Linked DNA regions of Homo sapiens: region 1 is linked to region 2. Evidence: chromatin loops called from intact Hi-C (ENCODE). Cell type or tissue: GM12878. All regions are shown on one strand.

What was found. Hi-C counts contacts between places; a loop is a spot of excess contacts. Peaks named below come from ENCODE experiments on the same cell type or tissue, not always from the same donor. Only the 100,000 strongest peaks of a DNase experiment are listed, where the experiment ranks them.
Region 1: it touches region 2 in a loop (2.6-fold over the local background); 1 of 110 quality-filtered maps calls a loop at or near these places.

What each region holds. Positions count from the first base shown.
Region 1 is chr3:189,505,352-189,510,351 of GRCh38, forward strand. No RefSeq gene overlaps it. Among named protein-coding and RNA genes, the nearest start is that of TP63, 120 kb to the right of the region's middle. In GM12878, no CTCF peak of the experiment used is centred here; no DNase peak of the experiment used is centred here.
Region 2 is chr3:189,628,723-189,633,722 of GRCh38, forward strand. It overlaps TP63 (tumor protein p63), which reads left to right and starts at 2,667. Exons shown (of 14, transcript NM_003722.5): 1 at 2,667-2,855. The coding sequence starts at 2,794. RefSeq lists a promoter at 1,982-2,791 and a cis regulatory region at 2,184-2,194. In GM12878, no CTCF peak of the experiment used is centred here; DNase peaks (open chromatin) are centred at 2,409 and 3,769; H3K4me3 peaks cover 3,378 bases; H3K27ac peaks cover 3,767 bases.

The DNA of each region.
Region 1 (5,000 bases), 120 kb before region 2:
GATGTGGCTCATCCTTTCCAGAAGAGTGAGTATGGAATGCAGTTGACTTTCCCCTTTGGAGCAGGGATTTCTCGCCAGGAAATATTCCCAGGACACCTTGGTAAATAAAAGTATTTGTCTTCTGTAGGAAAGAAGCAGAAGCAGAGGTAGAAAAGGGAAATGGAAACCTTACCCAACATCAAGAAGCTGTGAAATGATAGAGGTAAGATTTTATTCAGCCACGCGCTGTGGCATAGGCAATATTCTGTACTACCTGATACTAATGTGCCTACCTGATTTTGGGAACCCTTCAGGGCACACCTGGAGGTCAGTATTTATTTCATTAGGAAATCTTGCCAACTTATTTTAATGGCAAAGCAGACACCTTAGCTATGGTTGTTGTGAAGTACACAACAAAAGCTTCTCCTAAGATGTGTTAGGCAGGGACTCAAGGACTTAACATTTTGTGAGCCATGGGAAGAATTAAGCCTTTCTGAGGAGTGGTCCCAGCTTTGTCTGTAAATTAGAATCACTTGGGGAAATTTAAAAAACACAAATGCCCAGCTCTACCTCAAATTTTCTGGTGATAGATTTGAGGTGAAACCTCAGTAGTGGTAGCTTCAGTAGTTTGCTAAAACTCCCAGGTGATTCTAATGTACAGTCAGACTTGAGAATCCTGCTCTAAAGGGATTGAAGAATCAAAGGAAAGTGGAAATGATCATGAAAGAGCCAAATATAAATGAGCAAAATAACCAGTAATTGTCTTGTCTTTGCGGGAAATTTTATATATAGCAAATATACATATGTAAACCAAAAATACTCATTTTTAATTTCTATTTCAGTAGTATTCCTGATGTTAAAATTTGCTTAAAAGAGAATGTAACAAAACAGCAGATGCTTTTGGGTAACTGTGTACAGATGAAGTGTTTTTTTCTATTCCTTCATATGTTTGTTTTTTTCAAAAACAGACTTTGAATGTGCTAATTCTATAATCAGACAATACAAATAAGACCCAAAGCAAAATCCACATGTTGAATCATTATATATATAATATAGAAATACATACCTATAATTACATGATAATTTGAGAGTTGTTCACATAAGAAAAGATCATTTAAACATAGTCACTGTTCAGACTTTTAAAATTAATTATTGACTTTAAATATCACTCACCTTATCAAATAAAAAGTTCATTCACATGGTCACCAAATGCTAGTGGCCACTGCACAATTTTTAATTATTTTTTTAACTCACTACAATGCCTGGAGGCAGGTGCTTTCATCAACTCCCTCTTGTAAGTGAGGAAATAAAGGTAAAGAGGGCTTAATTAACTTGCCCAAGATCAGGAGGCTGTGAAATGGCAGAGGGGAGATTTTATTCAGTCTTGCACTACGGCATAGACAATATTCTATACTCTCTGATATTAATGTGCCTACTTGATTTTGGAACTCTTCAGAGAACACATGGAGGTCAGTACTCATTTCATCTGGAAATCTTGCCTACTTAATGTTAAGGCAGGCACCTAAGCTGTATTTGATGCCAAGTACACAGCAAAACTTCTACCTGAAAGAATGAATAATAAAAGAAATTCAACAGCCACTGTGGAGAACAGTATGGAGGCTCCTCAAAAAACTGAAAATAAAGCTCCTGTATCATCCAGCAATTCCACTGCTAGGTATTTACCCCAAAGAAAGGAAATCAGTACACTGAAGAGATATACTCCCATGTTTATTGCAGCACTATTCACAATAGCCAAGATTTGGAATCAAGTGTCCATCAACAGATGAATGAATAAAGAAAATGTGGTACATAAACACAATGGGATATTATCCAGCCATAAAATATAAAATCCGGACATTTGCAACAACACAGATGGAAATGTAGGGCATTATGTTAAGTGGAATAAGCCAGGCACAGAAAGACAAATTTTGCCTGTACTCGCTCATGTGGGAGCTAAATTTTAAACAATTGAACTCACAGAGATAAAGGGCAAAATGACGGTTACCAGAGGCTGGGAAGGTTAGTGAGCAGGGAGGGGAAAGTGGGGATTGTAAATGGGTGCAAAAATATGGCCAGATAGAATGACTAAGATCTAGTGTTTGATAGCTCAATGAGGTGACTACGGTCCACGATCATTTATTCTATATTTTAAAACAACTAAGAGTCGAATTGGAATGTTCTCAACACATAGAAATTATAAATGCTTGAGATAATGGATATGTCAATTACCCTGATGTCATTATTATACATTGTATGCGTGTATCAAAATATCACATGTACCCAATAAATACATACATGTAACATGTACCCATTACATTTTTTAAAAATCAATGGCAGGTTTCTTATCACAGTGACATGAGTTACTTTAATAAACTCAGTAAAAAGTTTTAAAAAGAACCTCAAATCTACAATAGTTGCTGAATCTTAAACTTGTCACACGTTGAATATTAAGTGCAGAGAGTTAAGAGCTATTTTCCACTTAAATAACAACAATTGGAGGAAGTGGTGGTTATCAGTCATCTTTAGCCCTCACTTTAGTTTAATAGCCATTAGTAAAAAACAGAGATAAATTTTATAGGTGCTAATTGACCCTGCAAGAAGCCTTTGAACCTCTCCCACTAGCTTAGGACTTTTTCTTTGAAGCCTTGTTTTAACTAAAGTGTCCCAGCAAAAACCTGGGAAAAATATATGTTAGAGAAAAAGATGCAGGTACAAAACCTTTGCACTATATGAATAATTGTAAAACTATGGTTTAGTGACTGTGAGCAAAACAAACCTGACCAGTACTTGACCACAAAGGACTCCCCCAGTTACTCTAAAAGTTTTTTGAGGAAGTACTTTAGAAGATTTTGAATGTGTTATCACTCTATTCTGTTAATATTAGGAAGAGAGGAGAAAACAGCCTACATATTTACAGCACTATACAGCTTTCATAACTCATTTGATCCACATAAAAACCTTGTACGATCTGAAGATCAAATAGGTAAAATAACTCACCCAAGGTCACCCTGCCAATGAATAGAAAAATTGGAATTCAATTAAGAGAACTAGAGCAAGCTTCCTTTCACTGCACCGTAGCTGCCTTGCACATTCACTGTATCGTTGAGTTAGAGAAGTTGAATTAGAACAAGTAAGGAGATGAGGCACAAGTCTAGTCACGGAAGACCTAAGAAGAAAGTGAAGAGATTTTTTATAAGTACACTAGTCCTAAGCATTTACATTCTAGTTAAGCTCCCTGTTGACTAATATCCAAGAAAAAGCCAGGCATAATGAGAACAAAATAAAATCATACGCAAGAATCTTTATTTTGACCCAGGAATTATTCCAAGCTTGTTTCCCACCCATTTGCTTCTACCTTCTTTCTTCACTAGCTGTCCATGGTCTTCACATCATTTAGAAAGTGTGAATTTGGGAGATGGCAGAAAAAACAAAAAACAAAAAAAAGCAGTCTTCTAGAGAAAAACAGTGGGCTGGTTAGAAGATGACACCTTGGAATGGTGCAGAATTGACTTTGCCAAGGAGAAGGAGAGAAATGACTGCATTTCATCATAACTATGCTTGAAAGAATGGAGTAGATGACCCCTTACGGCCACTTCCACTTGCCAGATTTCATATGCAAACTTACTCCTTTTTTATCCCTCAGAACACTGGAAAGGTTTCAAAAGACAAGTAATCTTAGCACACTCTGTCCTTGGAGAATTGTGGATGAAAGGGGCACATAAATACCTGTTATTAGTTTCATGCAGCAATTTTAGTTGGATTTTCTTGACCCATCTCCCCTTTTGTAATATTTCTCAGGGAGTATGCATATATGTGAGAGTGTGTGTGTGTGTGTCTGTGTGTGTCTGTGTGTGTGTGTGTGTTTAAGTGGTTTTGACCTTAGGGTTCTCTTTGATTTATAGGCAGCTCTGTAAGTTATGCTGGGATGGTTTCAGAGCCTGTTTGTTCTGGCATCCCAGTAAAGCTTTGCTTCCCATGGCAACTCCAGCCTACGAAGAAAGGCCTCAGGGAAAATACAGCTTTCATTGCCAGAATGAGGCAATAGCACTTTTGGGGTGCTATTTTGTTGGGTGGTGTATTAATTCTTAAGCAACTCCACTCATGGAAAACTAAAAAAGCGTTACAGTCTGAATATTACCACAGACAGCAGCAATCTCAGTTTCTCTCAAAAAAGTTAATTGATTCCATGAGACTTTATTTAATTTGGGGTTTTTCAGGCACTGTCTGCACAGTAGCAAGATTGTGGGGCATGACCTTAATGAGTGGTTCTAACATATGCATGTTCCCTTCTAAACAGCCTTCCCATTTATAGTCTCAACTTCACAGTTTAACCTTAAGGTCAATTTTTGACTTTCACTGATGCTCTTCCCTGCTTGTATTCAAAAGGAACCTGTGCTTCTCAGTCTTGGCGTGTACATCAGAATTAACCAGGGAGCTTCCAATAAATGCCAATGCCCAGACCCTACCATTAGAGATTCTAATAGTGGTGGCATGGGGCAGGGTTTGGGTATCAATAGTTTTCAAAGGTCCCCAAGATATTTTAATGTGCAGCCAGTGTTAAGCACCGTTGATCTGGTCCATTTCCTTTGAGGTCCTGAGAAGGGAAATAATTTCCTTAAGGTCATTAAGCAAATAGGTTTATTTTTGACCACACATGTTGACTCGTGGTTGATTAAAATGCCTATGCGTAGTTAATTGTTCTCTGTTATTATCTACATAACGGTCATGCTATTTACATTGTAAATCAGGTAGTCTGTGGTAGTTGAGTCCCAAAATACAAGGTGTTGACTTCCATTGCATGTCATACCCACCAGAATCTGCCAGTTGCCATTAGGAGTGTGACTATGGCTAGGAGAGGAGAAAAAATGGTGCCAAGGTAGCAGACCTACTGCATTTCCTGACAAAATGTTTTCTGTATTGGAAAGGTGACTTATTTCCGTGGTAAAGAGTGCTCCTGGGTATTTAATGAAATTATTCTCAGTATGGCCTGGTGATGAAGATGCTCTAGTGGGCTCTGTATA
Region 2 (5,000 bases):
TGTATAGTAACCTTAGTCCCCTAAGAGAATAAGGATGAACTATAAATATAAGAAGCAATTATGGTAATTATAATATGATTGCCACTTATTTTTCACTTGATCGTGTATGGTTGCATGCTACTGGTGTTCTGTTGAATTCTAGAGAGTTTGCCTCTTTTTCCTGGGTCAACTCTCGCCATTTATTTCCATAATGCAATAGGAGCCAATCTTTTTCATAATTACTTATTTAAAATTTGTTGCCATTTAATTTCTGTTCCTCTTAGCTTAGTAACTTTAGGATTTTTAAATAACAACTATTGAAATCATGACATACGTTTAAATGATATTATTTAAATACGTTAGGCTATAAACCTTTTAAATTTTTTAAAAAAATAGATGAGTGTGGTGGCTCATGCCTGTAATCCCAACACTTTGGGAAGCCGGGTCGGGAGGATAGCTTGAGTCCAGCAGTTTGAGACCAGTCAGGGCAACACAGCAAGACCCCATATCTAAAAAAACAAAACAAAACAAAATTACCTGGGTATGGTTGTGCTCACCTGTAGTCCAAGCTACACAGGAAGCTGAGGCAGAAGGATCACTTGAGCCCAGGAGGTTGAGGCTGCAGTGATCCATGAACGCGCTGCTACACTCAGTCTGGGTGACAGTGCAAGAAGCTGTCTCAAAAATAATAAATAAATAAAAATAACTTTTAAAAAACAAAAATTAATTAAATTTTAAAGACACAACACACTAGAGATGTTTGCAAATTGATTATTTGGGAGTCTATATCCCTGGAAGTTAATTTAAAATATTTAGAAGAGTTCTTCCTCATTTCCTAGAGACGTCGAATTGTAAATATCAGAGCTAGAAGGAACACTAGGGCTCGCCACTCCAAAGTGTGGTCCAAGGACCAGCAGCATCAAGTAACCTGGGAACGTGTTAGAAATGCAGAGTCTTAGGCCTCACCCCAGACCTACTGAACCAGAATCTGCATTAACAAGATTTCTAGGTGCCTCACGGGCACATTAAAACTTGAGAAGCTCTGCACTAGAAATCTTCACTCCACCTTTCATTATAAATGGAATCACTTGGCTGTGGTCACAGGAAATTGATTATTTTTAATTTCAGAACCTTCTATTTAGGTCATCTATATTTGCTAATAGCAGGGAAGAAAGCCAAACTCTTTAACTGCAATTAACAAATCTATAATTAATTAGTTAAGCAATCTTCCCTTTAAGTTTTACATTTTGTGGAGCAAGCTGTTTGATTTGGCTGGGGCTCAGGCTGGCCTGTTTGTGAATTTCACAATTCACAGATGTTAGCCGCTCTCGGGCTAAGTAAAGGAAGAGAATGTCAAGTTTTAAATAGCTTCTCCCTTCCATCCTGGCTGAAGCAACAAATAAAATATTTTTATGAAACACATTTTGAGTTAGATTTACTTACAGGGAAATGTCAAATTTCTCTGAAAGGGCTTTAGATTGTCTCACAACTTTGACATCTACTGATGTCACCTATTTACAGGTGTGTCCTGTGACTAGGGGGTGAAGGGAAGATGTGAACTCACCATGTTAGTGACCGTTAGATACACAGAGTGGTTTTTTTTCCCCCTGTTGGAGTCTATCCTAACTGAGCTTCTGAATCATATTTCATTCAATTTCCAAATCCACAAAACCAGGATAAGTTTACAGCCCATATTCAGAAAGGAAATAAATTATTTTGTGTGTAGACTTTCCTGATATTACACTGATTTGGGAATATATGAACAATTTTATGGTTTCCTTTCGAAGTAGGTCAAGTCAAAGCAAAACCAAAAACAGCAAAAACTGTAAGACATAAAGAATAGAGTGGAGCCGACTGAGAGATTAAAATAAACTAGAATATTTTTATTAACAGGCAATTTGAAATAATTTGTGCACTTCAGAATATTCTACAATAATATATTATTTCCAATTTTAATATCTTTAAGAAAATTACTATATTATATGTAAGTACATGTGCATGTGTTTGAGGTAGGATATTTAACTCAATAAAGGTTATTTTCTTTTATTCGGGTCAGGCAAAGCTTCTAAGGGGATGTGAAAGGGATATCTCTTTCTCTTAGCTGAGAGGAAGAGTGAGTTCTAAGTTAAATATAATCAAGGAATTTCCCTGTCTTTGCTATTTGAGATTGTGACCACAACAGGCGGTTGGCTGAAAGGGAAACTGAAGGGCGGGGAGGGAGGGAAATAGATGAAAAAACAAAACAAAACAAAACTTCCCTAAGCAGCTCTACAAAACATTTTAGCCCCAGAAATAGTCACAGAAATCCTCAAATCAAACCAGTATCCAGATACAAGGAAGTGTTATGTAGCTGGAGCAGGGTGGACACTCATCAGCTCAGTTCAGTTACAAAAGTCCAGGCTGCTGAAATTAAACTCTGATGCCATTCATGCCAGCATCCAATCACGACAGAGATCAGAAGTTCAGAGATGCCTCCAGCTCCAAATTGCCAACAACAAGTGTGGCTACTATACGTCAAGGACTCTGAAGCCGTGAGAGAGGGGGAAGAACAACAGTAGAGAGGATGCCCAGCTGGTAAGAATCGAGTGTTTATGAAGTTTTAGTCAATTGATGAATCTCATTGGCTAAAATCAAGAAACGCTCCGCCTCTTTGCAAATATGTATGAAGGAGAGAAGTGCCTAAACTTCTATGTCTGATAGCATTTGACCCTATTGCTTTTAGCCTCCCGGCTTTATATCTATATATACACAGGTATATGTGTATATTTTATATAATTGTTCTCCGTTCGTTGATATCAAAGACAGTTGAAGGAAATGAATTTTGAAACTTCACGGTGTGCCACCCTACAGTACTGCCCTGACCCTTACATCCAGCGGTGAGTTTGAATGTGACATAACTTCTCTCAAAACTTAATTGAAGTGCCTTGTGTATTATGAATGTGTCAGCTGTGTACAAAGAACAATTCCTCCTTGTTTAGTCAGCACAGTGATATTATTTTGGACTTTCTGTGGACTTAAAGTGGTCTGTGGACATATTTTCTGAATGTCTTTTTTGGTTGATATTTGGATCTACAAAGTGAAAAAATTTGAAGCGAATCTTCCCATTTAAAAAAAATTATCACGCCATTTAAGAATGTTTAAAATATATTATTTGCCTTGTTCAGCACCTACTCACTCAATAAGAAATTTCACTGGGCAGGGATATAATAATGTATGGATAATCTTCAAGTCAAAATAAACACCAAATAATTTTGATTTATACATTAAGAAATAGATAACTAGCCATTGTTGTACCAAACAGATTGTGGCTTGTCATTGCATTTTATAAGGAATATTTTTTGGTATGTTTGATAATGAAAATCTTTTGACAAATCTGACTTTTAAAGCTTGTGATTGTAGTAAATTTTATTTAGAAACATTTGCCTAGTACTAAGAGAGAATATTAGTGAGGGTGCACAATTGTGTATGTGCTTCAAATTAGACTTTGCTATTTTTAAACTGGTAAATGAAATCTGAACAGTGTTTTTCCAGTCATAAAGTTATGGGAGATATTCAAGTCATATGTAGCAATGTGATGTTAGTTTAACAGCATGAGATTTCGTACTTTATTTTATAAGACTAATGAGAGAGGTCCTTTGCGTGTTGAAAATGGTGAGGTTACAAAGGGTTAACTTGCCATTTACCACCTGTGTCTGTTGGAGCTTGATACTAGAAGCAGATTCTGCTCTCTCTGGGCAGGACTCACTTACTGTAGACTAGTAGAGTGTGAAAGATTTGTGATCTTCCTTTAACGTGATTTGCTACAACGTAGAACACTAATGTGAGCTATGTAGATTGTTTCTCTTCCTGTGAGGTTTCTGGTGGGTTGTGCGAAAAGGCAGAAGAGAAAGAGCAAGGCAGAAAGATAAATAGAATAAAGGAGATAAAAAGAAAAGGGTGAAAAAAGAGAGAGGGGAAGCAAGTTTGGGGTCTCCAAGGTTTCAGTGGAATTTGTTGGTGGTGGCTTGATTCGTGTCTTGCTGTTTACCACAAACAACAATATTAGCACAAATAAATGGCTCTAGGATTTATGTTCTTGTATAATGTGAAAATTAGATCTAGCTGCAGTTGAGGATTGGGTTGATTAAAAAGAAAAACACCAAAGATTTTCTGGTTCTCAAAATTGTTTCTAATCTCAAAATTATCTATTCCATTAAACATCTTTGGAAATAATAGTTCTAAGAAGATAATTGTGATGAAATAGTAACTGTGTAATGCTACTCTTGAGGGCATCTCTCCTAAACTAGGTACTTGGAACCAGGGAAGCTTTAGAAGAAACTTCCTTCTATTGACTAATAACCCACACTTCAATCCTGCATACATACCTCTCTAGAAGCATTTCTAATGATAAGAGAGGCCTATAAATATAAAGAAATAGAGAAACTACTTTTTATATTACCTTGACGATCTATTAGTTCATGAAGCAAATGTCATCTCAGTTTTTGACATACTGTAATATTCTAAGCAATCATAGTATTTTTGGTTTTTTTTTAACCTTTATTTTAAGTTCAGGGGTACAAGTGCAAGTTTGTTATACAGGTAAACTTGTGTCATGGGGGTTTGTTGTACAGATTATTTCATCACTCAGGTACTAAGCCTAGTACCCATTAGTTATTTTTCCTGATCCTATCCCTCCTCCCACCTTCCACCCTCTGAAAGGCCCCAGCGTGTGTTGTTCCCCTCTATGTGTCCATGCGTTGTCATCATTTAACTCCCACTTAACACGTGAGAACATACAGTATTTGGTTTTCTGCTCCTGTGTTAGTTTGCTAAGGATAATGGCCTCCGGCTCCATCCAAGTCCCTGCAAAGGACATGATCTCATTCTTTTTTATGGCTACATAGTATTTTTAAGTAGTTTTAAATTTTCCTAGAATGCCCTGGGCTTTAATCATGGTGCCTGATACTTTTGGGGAAGGCAGGGGAGGGCATGTTGAGAAGCTGTGAGACTATGGTTCAGAATGGCCAGGGAGCAATTATTTG